4 separate regions of the Homo sapiens genome follow, and regions 2, 3 and 4 are each linked to region 1. A link is a contact called in ENCODE Hi-C or POLR2A ChIA-PET data. All regions are on one chromosome and are shown on one strand. The core of a region is the stretch at or near the end of the contact, and the rest is flanking DNA. Distances in the headings are between cores, read along the strand shown.

Region 1 (2,700 bases), core at 160-2,659:
CTCCTCCCTTCATTTTGACGTAATCCACTTTTAAAAATTACTTCTTTAGCAGATAAGTAGAAAGGGAGGAGGCAAAGGTGAGAGGGATTGTGTGTGTGTGTGTGTGTATGTGTGCAGAAGAAAGCAGATAGGTTACTGAGAGTTTATGAGCATTTTAAAGAACAGATATTTCCAGGACCAGTTTTGGCTCTTTAATCTTACATCCTTTGGGGATGAGACCATCAAATATTGGCTTAGCAGAATGCCAAGGTGCAGTGTGGTCTTCAGCATGGTGCCTGATCAAGGCAGACAGGATGCGGAGTGTACATTGGGTAAGAGTATGGTAGAGGAGACCCACAGTTGTTAGAACAATCATCCCAAAGGTAAACTCTTGGATTGATAAACTGACATGTTGTTGGTTTCTTTTTCCTCTGTTCAGCTCAACATCTTTATCAATGATTTGGTTGAGTGAATAGAAGGTAACCTTATCAAAAGTGAGAGGAGTAGGTAATTGAATAAAAGAATAACAATTCTAAAATTTTTCTATAGACTAGAGTGATGGGACAAAGTATGAAACATGATACAGATAAATGTGAAATCTTTCATTTGGGATCAGAAATTAACTACACAACTAGAGGACAGAGAAGAACAGAGTATTTATTAGTTTGTTCTAGTGACAGAAGCCAAGAAGCCAGACTCTGGAAAGTTTTCCAAGGCTGTTGAAAAAAAAAAATCCAAGCCGGACTCAATTCTAGTCTAAGACATATAGAGCTGGCTTCAGTTAGCTGGACCTCAGGACTCCAGCAGTATCTTTAGCCTCTCTTCCTCCCACTGTTGACTCTCTCTGTGTGTTGGTATAGCACAGGGAGCTCTGGGCTGACATGATTCCAGTTTAGGAAGTCCAGAGGAAAGATAACACTTTCCAACCCCATATAATAGATGCCAGGGGGCTCCGCACAGTGGTTTAGGCTTAACAATCCCAGCACTTTGGGAGGCCAAGGTGGGAGGATCACTTGAGCCCAGGAGTTTGAGACCAGCCTGGGCAACAGAAAGAGACCCCGTCTCTACAAAAAAAAAATTTAAAAATTAGCCTGGCGTGGTACTGCATGCCTGTAGTCCAGCTACTCGGGATGCTGAGGTGGGAGGATTGCTTGAGCCCAGGAGGTTGAGGCTGCAGTGAGCTATGATTGCCCTACCGCACCCTATCCTGGGCGACAGAGCAAGATCCTGTCTCAAATAAATAAATACATTCCAGGGGAGGGACTCAGATTGGCTTGGCCTGGGTCACATGCTCATCATTGGAGCACTGACTATGACAAGGGCAAGATCTATGGTTAGGGGTACAGGATACTGTGGTAAACAGTCCCACCAGAACCATATGAGAATGGGAAGTGAAAGAGGATTGCTGTTGGCTGAAGAAAGGGGAAAGTGGTATGGAAAACCCCAAACAGGTGTTCAGTGTCTTAACAGTTCAATGGAGTCAGCAGTGTTATGTGCTGCTAAAAAAAAGTTATAATTCTAGGAATCAATAGTGGAAATGTACCTGTGTACCTGGGACATAGTAGTGTAAAAATATATTCTGCAGTGGTCATGCCTCTCTGAAAGCATCGTCTGGGCACCACATTGCAAGAGGATGTTCTGCAGTGAGCAGGTCTATGCAAACCTACCCCTAAAGGCCAAGAGAGCTGAGGGGCCAAAGAAACAGGCTGACAAGCCCGGGTGCAGTGGCTCATACCTGTAATCCCAGCACTTTGGGAGGCTGAGGTGGGTGGATCACGAGGTTAGGAGTTTGAGACCAGCCTGGCCAATATGGGGAAACTCCATTTCTACTAAAAATACAAAAATTAGCTGGGCACGGTGGCGTGCGCCTGTACTCCCAGCTACTTAGGAGGCTGAGGCAGAAGAATCTCTTGAACCTGGGAGGCAGAGGTTGCAGTGAGCCAAGATCATGCCACTGCATTCCAGCCTGGGCGACAGAGTGGGACTCTGTCTCAAAAAAACAACAACAACAACAACAAAAACAAAACAGAGAGAGAGGCTGACGAATCTAGTTTCTCAGAGATAAATGCTTAATAGAAACTTATGCACAGAAGCCATACCTTGGTTGGTCACGAGATGGTGGTTTCCATGCCCGCCCTCCAGAAAGTATCCTTTGTATAACAAGTTTTTAGGGGAAAACATGTGCAGCTGGTCACACCTCAGACTTTATTGCAAGTTTCATGACCACTGGGGAGGTTAGATAAGCATCTTTATGAGGGGTTATTTATGCTACAGGCATTCTTTCTTTTCTTTTTTCTCTTTCTTTTCCATTTTGTTTTTTTTTTTAGACAGAGTCTGGCTCTGTCACCCAGGCTAGAGTGTAGTGGCATTATCACAGCTTATTGCAGCCTCAACCTCCCGGGCTCAAGCTGTCCTCCCTCCTCAGCCTCCTGAGTTTGCTGTGACTATACCCCTGGCTAATTTTTTTTTTTTTTTAAGAAAAGTCTCAGTATGTTGCCCAGGCTGGTCTCATACTCCTGGGCTCAAACAATCCTCCTACCTTGGCCTTCCAAAGTGTTGGGATTATAGGCATGAGCCACCCCACCTGGCCAGGCATCTTTTTTTTTTTTTTCTTTTGAGACAAAGTCTCGCTCTGTCCCCCAGGCTGGAGTGCAGTGGCAACCTCTGCTCCCGGGTTCACACCATTCTCCTGCCTCAACCTCCTGAGTAGCTGGGACTACA
Region 2 (2,745 bases), core at 43-2,542, 480 kb after region 1:
TTTCCTCCTCAAAGCCTTCCCTGAACTGTTTATGAGGCTGATTAACATTTACTGAGCATAGCATTTGTACTACAGTATTTGTGCTATTGGTGGGAGCGTGGTGAGGCTGCAAGATGAAACAGGCCCTTAGACTTTCAATGTGGGTGGTTCTAACTCCCTGTCCTAAATTTGGGCCTTCACAGCCAAGTATATGCATCGTCAGTGCACATCCCCCAGGTGAAGACAGGCTCTAGAACTCTGCACACTTCCTCTTCCCACCCCGCGACTTCTGGCAAGTACTGCCTTACGTATCTTTGTCCCCACTTTTTTCCTCACTAAAAGATACCCAAAAAGGATTCTTTGAAGGTTTCTTGCCTCAATGATCCAACATGAGAAGTGGTGAGACCAACCCTTACCAGCTGACAATGACTTAATCATCTTCAGAGATTCTCAAAAGAAGCTGGAATGTAAATAGCCGCTCAGCTGGTATTGTTCTCAAAGAAGACTTAGATGTAGACAGTTCTCACTCTTCATATGCGTCAGAAAATCCGCTTCCTCTGGGTGAGTTTCAGAAGGGGTAAATGTTGTTGCTCAAATTCCAAAGTGATGAAGATGTGTCAACAAGATGCTTCCTGTGGAATCTCTGGCCAGCTGCCTCTTCAGCCCTGTAGACCCCCTTCTGAGCCCGGGCCCTGCCTGGAGTTAGGCTGCCATTTCCTCTCCTGTTTGCACAGATGGGGCCTTGGGCAGTCAGCCTGAGGAACTGTCCCTGTGCTAATGCTGGGGGCGCAACCCAATGAGAAGAGGACTGGCTTTGAAGTTGGGCCTGGGTTCAAATCCTGATTCTGCTACAGTCAGCCAAGTGACCCTGGGCAAATAACTGAAGACTTCTGAGCCATTGCCATGTTTGTAAAATGGATGGTAATACCTGCATCACAAGATTGTTGAGGGACCTAAATGATAATAAATCTCTAATGTATGGTTTAGGGCTAAGAGCCTGGCCCTGCCACTTACAAGCTGTGGAGTGTCAGGCAAGTTACTTAGATGTTCTATGTGTCTGTCACCTCCTCCCTAAGGGTTGAAAATAGTACAGGCCAATTTCTAGGGCCATTGTGAGGATTACTGAATGCCTGACTCATGATGAATGTTCAGTGAATATTGGCCTCCAGCAACTGGGGTAAGCAAGGTAGTTATTATAATCCCCACCCAGAGGGCCAGGGAGAGTCGCACATTTGCTGTGGGTGAAGCCTGGATGAGAACCCTGCGTCCTAGTCCTGGGCTGCAAATCAAGCCTCTGGCCACAGCCTCCTTCTGGCTGGCTCCCTGGGCCCACTTCCAGGCCCATGGAGCTGCTGAATAGGGGACAGCCCATCCCAGGAGCCAGGCTGCTGGCTTCACTGCCTTCCAGAGGGCCTGGGAAGCCTCTTCATGCCAGTCTGTGGCTTTGTCACTTGCCCCTGATGGAGTCTGCCCTCTCTGTGGGCAGTTTCCTCTCCCTACTCATGGCTGATGTTCACTTCCACGCCCAAAGGAGTGTCATTCTGCCCACTTGGCTGCTCAGGATCAGAGTGGCATGGGACAGTGCATGGAGCATTTTGGAGCCAGGGAGGAGGAAGAGGGCAGGCCTTGGCTATGCCTCTCAGCGATGCTGACAGCAGGAGGGTGGTTAATACAAAGCCAGGGCTTAGCTACAAGTCGGGAGGGCTGAGGAGACAGGAGCTAGAAGAAGTCAGGGAAAGAAGGAGACAGAGGCCAGGATTTGCACAGCTAAGAGAGACCTCCTCTCCTCTCTATTTTATAGATAAGGAAAATCATGACCATTTTGCCCAATGTTACGTCATGGTTTGTAGGAAAGATTTGGATGAGAATCTAGTCTCCGGAGTGCCTGCTCGACTTTCCTTCCAATACCCAAAGCTGCCCTCTCCTCCCACCCCGAACACTCAGTGTCTGGCAAGGCCCCTCCAACGCCAATATCACTGCCTCACTGTGGTCCATGGCCCGTGGGCCCTGGCTGGAGGAGGAGCTGGCGTGAGCAGGGGTACCCACTTGCCCAAGAGAGACCTTCAGGAGAGCCCATCATGCCCTGTGGCCTTGTGTCCCTAGACACCTCCAGAAGCCTGACACTGTTGTTCATCCTTCACCCCCAAGACTTTCACCCCCATGTAGCTCTATTCCCCTAATCTGACACAATCCCCCAGATCCTTTCACTCTGCTCTCGGGAACTTATGGTTTGTCATCAGCAAAATCTCCCCATCCACTCGACTTTCCCTTTGAACATTCCTTTCACCATCCTGTTCTACTGCAAACCTGCCTGACCCCCACACACAGCTTCCTTGCAGCCACCTCCTGTCTTGGCTCTGTTTTCTTCTTCCACATCAGTATGCCTGGAGGCAGCGAGTTGTCCTCCCTGCTTTCATGGCCACCTGTAGGTTTCTCCCCCTTCCTCCTCAGCCTAAGTCTGCATCTCCTTTGCAGCTATGCCATCAGACCAGACCATCCACCATCCCTTCTAGTATTTACCATACTCTAGGCCACTCCTGCTCATTCACAGATTTTAGTACCTGGCCCACGGTCTTCCTCTCCACCACCACTCCTCCATGCTTTTCCTAGACCTTAACATTAATTCATTCTTTTGTCCAGCACATGTTTCTGAGCACCTAATCTGTGCCAGGTATGTTCTTAGAAAAGAGTTTATAAGTGTAGACCAGAGAGAAAATGTCCCTGCCCTCAGATGCTTACATTCTGATGGCAGCAAGGATAATTAAC
Region 3 (2,700 bases), core at 198-2,697, 320 kb before region 1:
TATCTTAACCATTTTAAAGTATATGGTTTAGTGGCACTAAGTACATTCACATTGTTGTGCAACCATCACCACCATCCATCTCCTGAGCCTTTTCCTTTTACAAAACTGGAACTCTGTACCCATTAAGCAATAATTCTCTATTTTCCTTTTCCCAGCAACCATCATTCTACTGTCTCTTTGATTTTGACTACTCTAAGCATTTCAGATGAGTAGAATCATACTTGTCTTTTTGTGACTGGCTGATTTCACTTAGCATAATATAGATGTCCTGAAGGTTCATCTGTGTTGTAGCATATGTTAGAACATCCTTTTTAAGGCTGAATATTATTCCACCGTGTATATTGTGTGTACTCCATTTTGCTTATCCATTCATCTGTTGATAGGCACTCAGGTTGATTCCATGTTTTAGCTATTGTGAATAATGCTATGTACATACGTGTGCAAGAATCTCTTGGAGACCCCTACTCACCTAGTTTTTTTTTTAATTTAATTTTATTTTTTTAAGATGGAGTCTCACTCTGTCACCCAGGCTGGAGTGCAGTGGTGCCATCTTGGTTCACTACAACCTCCACTTCCCGGGTTCAAGTGATTCTCCTGCCTCAACCTCCCAAGTAGCTGGGATTATAGGTGTGTGCCACCACACCCGGCTAATTTTTGTATTTTTAGTAGAGACGGGGTTTCACCATGTTGGCCAGGCTGGTCTCGAACTCCTGACCTCAAGTGATCCACCCACCTCGGCCTCCCAAACTGCTGGAATTACAGGTGTGAGCCACCGTGCAGGGCCACTCACCTGATGTTAGACTTTCTCCACGAAGTCACTTATTAACCTTAATCTCCTCCACTTGACCGGCCTCTGTTTTGTTCCAGCAGCCATTTTTCAGATACCTGGTACGCACAAGCAGGGCCCAGCTTGGGAGACGCTAGGATAACTAAGACCTGGTCAGCGCCCTGAGGAGTCTTGTCTGGATAAAGGGAGACACACACTAGCTTGGACTTATGCGTGCAGCGGAGCTGTGTAGAGCAGGAGTGCGTGGAGAGGGCAGCAATGAACTTTGGCTGGAGAGCCAGAGAAAGCTTCGTGAGCTGGAACACGGGGTAAAGTAGGAGCTTTCCAGGGCGGAGGGGACTTCTGAAGTGGAGGAAACTGCCTGTTCAGGACATGGAGGTAGGGATCAAAGTTCTGAGTCATGTGGGTGGGCACAGAGCAGAGGATGGCTGGGGCGGTCTCAGGGATAAGGAGAAGTTTGGGGACCAGACTGTTTTGTCACCGTATCTGCATCCCTGCAGCCTGCACGCCAGAGTGTAAGCGCCAGGAGAGCAGGAGCTGTGTCTTGGCGTTCATTGCTCCACTCCTGTCACCTGCCTGAGACTGAGTCCTCACATCCTTGCAGGAAGAACACGGCATCCAGTCATAGTCACAGCGCCCCCTAGTGACCCCCGAGAGCTCCCACCTCCTCGGGCACTCCCTCTGCACATGCAAGCAGCTGTTACTAGGGGTGGCCCTTTGCCTGGCATCCTCTCACTTGATGTCTATCCCTCCCTGAGAGGATGTTCACTTCAGGCCAACAAACCCTTATTAAATACTTGCTCTGTGTTGATCACTGTTCTGGACACTAGGGTAGAGTCTGAGAACCAACTGATAATGGGGGTTGTTCCCAGTAGGGATCAAGTCCGTTTTGAGCCTCGAAGGATGGACGAGTGTCAGAGTAGGGGGTTAGAAGGGAAAACACGGTGCCCTATGAAGTGGAACAATGGGGATGAGCCCCACCCCCTGCCGCTTACTCAACATTTACTAAACTACGATTTACCAAGGTCACAGAGGGAGCATGGGGTGCCGGGAACCCAGACACAACTGGATGCCATCTGCGGCTCTGGGATCTCACAATCCGGCAAGAAGACAGGCAGTAAAGGAAATAAGAGGTGCTCTGGGCTCAGGGTGGTGTTAGCAGACACAGGGGTGTGAGGCAGGGAGTGTCCACCACCTGCAGTTGTGTGGGAGGGTTTTGAGCTTAGGCTGAGGCGTGCAAAATGGGGAGGTGGTCCATGAGAGCACGAGTCCAAAACCAGGTGTTATCCATCAAAACGAGGCCTGTCCCGGCGTGCTAAGAAGGTTCTGCTTCTTGATCTGGGTGCCTGCCTCAGAGGTGTGTGTCATTATGGAAATTCACTGAGCTATACACTTATAACTTCATATATGTACATTCATGGTAGTTGTACTTGCTTAAAATTTGCTTTTAAGTCCCCCCCCACCCCCACCAACCCCGATACCTCTTTTGTAAGACTAAACTCTGGGGATCCAGTCCAATCTCAGCTCTAGGGCCTTGGGGAGGAAATTTCAATGAATTAGTTTCTTCACCTGTAAAATGCGGATGATTGTATTGTCATCACAAGGGCTGTGTGCAGCGCCAGCAACTCGAGATACGTAAAGCATTTAAATAGTGCTTCCTCTGCCCCTCTCAGCAGTATCAAATTTCTAATGATTGGCAGTGTCTGGCACAGAGGAGCTCAATGTAATTCACTGAATAAACGAACGAATGAGCTCAAAGTATGATTTTTTTTTTTTTTTGGCACCGGGAGGTAGCTTGAACAAATGCAGGGGTGTGGGTTGGAGTGGCGTGTCTCTACTAAAGGCTCCTGGGAAGGAGCTCAGAGCCTGGTTGGGGGTGCTGCACTCCAGCGCAGAAGCCAGGGCTTCTGTTG
Region 4 (2,700 bases), core at 94-2,593, 500 kb after region 1:
AGTTTGTTCTGCAGGGTGCAGCCAGGGTAGGGGGAGAGTTGCAGATACCAGTACAGCCCTGGAGCCCGTTGCAGCTGCTTCCTGTTGTCAGAGGGCTCCTCCACCAAGGGGCTGAGTTCCTTGACACCTCCACGCCCCTGCCTAGTTCTCCGTGTGGTATCCTGCCTCAGTAGGCCAGCAACTTCCCACGGATACCAAGGAAGGCTGTGTTCAAGTAGCAAGAGCTCAGAGTGAGGAAGTGCCCTGTGGCCAGGCACATTTCCAGCCTCGTGGCTGACCACCCCTGGTGCAAACAGGGTCCTGTCCTCACGTATGCAGGTTGATTTCTGCCTTGTCTTCCTTTCCCTGTCTGAAAGATCTTTCCCATCCTGTCTGCAGAGTCAAGTTCTCCCCATCATTCTCGGTTCCATCTCTTCCCCGAAGCTTTGTCTGCAGTGACTCCCTCCCCACCCCCGCTTCACTGGCCATACTGGACTGTCCAGCATGAGAGTGTGGGCCCTCATTTCACACTGCCTTGTCTTGTGGTTTGACATTTCACCTAGGTTTGTTTTGTCTCCTCTTCAAGACTTGAAGACAGGATGATTTGGGTCCTTAACCACTGCCTCCTACTTCAAACGAGATCCCTTACAGAGCTGAGCTCAGAGCCGACCCTGTGTGTAAGGGCATAATAAATCCTGGCTGAATGTCCCGTCTCAGTGTCTCTGTCTTGGTTCCTGCCTGAATTTCAGTCAGCTGAGCCACAGTTCACCCCAGACCCTGTAGCATCTTGGGAGGAGACATTTGGGCTCCTCTGCCTGGTAGTCACGTTGCCTCACTGCAGGAAGTGACCCAGGCCTTGCCGTCTCCCAGCTTGTGGGCCTTCTTGCCTCCAGGTTCCCCTCTGACTAATCATGAGAGTGCTATGGGGCTGACTGGAAGCGACCACTCCTGTCCCAGAAGGGACTTCCCCAGCCTGAATGCTTGCAGGTGGACGGCAAGGGAAGGGGGATAGTGCTGGTAATATGCAAGGTGGTGCCCTCGTCCAGTTCCAGGGACACAGCTCATAGAACACTCCCAAAAGGGGCTGTTCAGCCTGTCTCCATTCTTGCAGCTCTCTTCACCCCAAGCCTCAGGCCGGGCCTGGCTCGTTGTCCCTGGGGGGTCTGAAAGGGGCTGGAGTGGGGGTGGAGTGAGCAGCAACCCGGGACTCTCAGCTCAGCGCTTTTCCCCCCATTGTGAAATGGCCTTGGATAAGGGCCAAGCAGGAAGCTGCCTCCTATAGCTCCGTGGCCTGGCGCCTGGGGTGTGAGGACGGCCCCAGGCCCTTCCCTTCCCAAGGGAGGGCTGAAGCTGACACACGGAGTCCACCTGCATGGAGACACTGAGCTGCCCTTGGCTAAGTCATGAGGGGCCTATGCCCTCCCTCCTGCTCTCTGTGCCAGCTAGTTTGTGGCAGGCAGAGGGGTGTGTGGAAAGTGCATGGGCCTGGGGCTCAGGGCTCGGGGCTTCCAGTCTCACCTTTGGCATTACCAAGCTTTGTGATCTTGGTCAAGTCATTTTCCCTCTTTGGACCTCACTCAGTTTCTATTCACTTGTGAATAACTAGCAGGTAAAGGGTTGGACTAAAAAGGTCTTGGAGGCCTCTTCCAGCTCAATATTGTGACTCACTGAAGTCAATGATTCATTGATGTTATTACTGGGACTTGGCTCTGATCAGATGGGAGTTTCTTCATTGTGTCTGTCTAGGATTCCCTGTGTAAATCTGCATCTGTGGGTCTGTCACAGAGGTGGAGTGGGCTTCCCCGAACAATCAAGGATGAATGATGACACAGAGGCCAAGAGATGAACAGCATCTGTCGCTTTGGGGAGTCGAGACACCTGTTGGGTAATTTGTGCAGAACTCTGGCTATATAATTTCCTGTCCTTGACTTTCAGACAGGAAACTTTAAATTGGGGACCCCTAATCATCCTGAATAAGGGAGCCCCTCCCCCACCCACTAAACCCATGAAAGTGTGGGGAGGAGGAGGGCAGGAATAGGTGCTCATGCCCCAGACTTCCAGCCTGGCTGGGAATAACTACGCTTGCAATAACTATGCTTGCCTTTCCTGGCCTCAGTTTCCCCTCTTACAATATGGGGTATGCTGGCCCCCTTCTTGAGGTTCAGCAAGGAAGGAAATCCTAGATGAGAAGGGGAGAACCTCTTAAAGTTCACACACATTTCTTGAGTGCCACCACCTGATTCTGTACAAGGATGGCCTTCCAGGCATGTGGGGCCAGGGGCTGCCCATGGAGTGTAGCCTAGAGGGTACTGGCAATTCCTTTGTATCTCCCCAAAGCCCCTATACCAGAAATCCCACCATTAGAGTCTGTTCTTTGTTTAACATCACCTAAGTTTCCTCCACAAATGGAGGGCGTGTGACATACTAACCATTTGTCCTGAACATGTTCGTGTGATTTAGCTACCAGATGGGTTGCCTCCACACAGCTAGCTGAGCTTAGTGAGAGACTGGGATTTTGATGGGGAGGGAGGGAGGGGTGTTTTGCACGACCGAATATTTCTACTCAGGGTACTGCTTGAGAAGGAGAGGAAAAGAACAATGAAACCTAGCTTTTCTGCCATGCTTTCTCACGTATAAGCTTTTATATTCACATTGTCACACTGAACTCACCACAGCAGTGTGAGGAAGATCTTCCCATTTTACAGCTGAGGAAATGGAGGC

What was found. A loop is a pair of places that touch in the nucleus more often than their neighbours do. ChIA-PET counts read pairs that join two places held with the same protein, here RNA polymerase II (POLR2A). Pooled maps may share reads with other maps.
Region 2: a pooled map shows a loop between it and region 1 (5-fold over the local background). The contact joins two enhancer-like sites. A Hi-C loop is called at or near these places in 7 of 37 single-sample maps with no recorded cell type and 4 of 50 pooled maps. POLR2A ChIA-PET finds 5 or more read pairs at or near these places in 1 of 52 experiments (OCI-LY7).
Region 3: a loop to region 1 is called in a pooled map, with 2.2 times the contacts of the local background. The contact joins two enhancer-like sites. A Hi-C loop is called at or near these places in 2 of 50 pooled maps. POLR2A ChIA-PET finds 5 or more read pairs at or near these places in 4 of 52 experiments (GM12878, H1, MCF 10A and 1 more).
Region 4: a pooled map shows a loop between it and region 1 (2.5-fold over the local background). The contact joins two enhancer-like sites. A Hi-C loop is called at or near these places in 2 of 37 single-sample maps with no recorded cell type and 3 of 50 pooled maps.

Annotation. Positions count from the first base shown.
Region 1 is chr15:40,542,745-40,545,444 of GRCh38, reverse strand. It overlaps a transcript of CCDC32 not described here. Among named protein-coding and RNA genes, the nearest start is that of CCDC32, 21 kb to the left of the region's middle. RefSeq lists an enhancer at 1,409-1,508 and a silencer at 1,659-1,758. Within about 2 kb of position 1,409, at least 3 of the 41 ENCODE cell types and tissues checked have a DNase peak (open chromatin) inside an H3K27ac peak, as active enhancers do; they include OCI-LY7, where a contact is called at or near this core.
Region 2 is chr15:40,062,252-40,064,996 of GRCh38, reverse strand. All of the region lies in intron 2 of SRP14-DT (SRP14 divergent transcript), which reads right to left. Among named protein-coding and RNA genes, the nearest start is that of SRP14-DT, 24 kb to the right of the region's middle. RefSeq lists enhancers at 171-280, 691-800, 1,647-2,482. Within about 2 kb of position 1,292, at least 12 of the 41 ENCODE cell types and tissues checked have a DNase peak (open chromatin) inside an H3K27ac peak, as active enhancers do; they include OCI-LY7, where a contact is called at or near this core.
Region 3 is chr15:40,858,043-40,860,742 of GRCh38, reverse strand. It overlaps SPINT1 (serine peptidase inhibitor, Kunitz type 1), which reads right to left. Exons shown (of 11, transcript NM_003710.4): 11 at 2,536-2,700. Among named protein-coding and RNA genes, the nearest start is that of RHOV, 15 kb to the left of the region's middle. RefSeq lists an enhancer at 2,612-2,661. Within about 2 kb of position 1,447, at least 5 of the 41 ENCODE cell types and tissues checked have a DNase peak (open chromatin) inside an H3K27ac peak, as active enhancers do.
Region 4 is chr15:40,046,019-40,048,718 of GRCh38, reverse strand. SRP14-DT (SRP14 divergent transcript) reads right to left here. Exons shown (of 3, transcript NR_040060.1): 2 at 2,650-2,700. Among named protein-coding and RNA genes, the nearest start is that of SRP14-DT, 8.1 kb to the right of the region's middle. RefSeq lists enhancers at 746-875, 1,216-1,345. Within about 2 kb of position 1,343, at least 35 of the 41 ENCODE cell types and tissues checked have a DNase peak (open chromatin) inside an H3K27ac peak, as active enhancers do.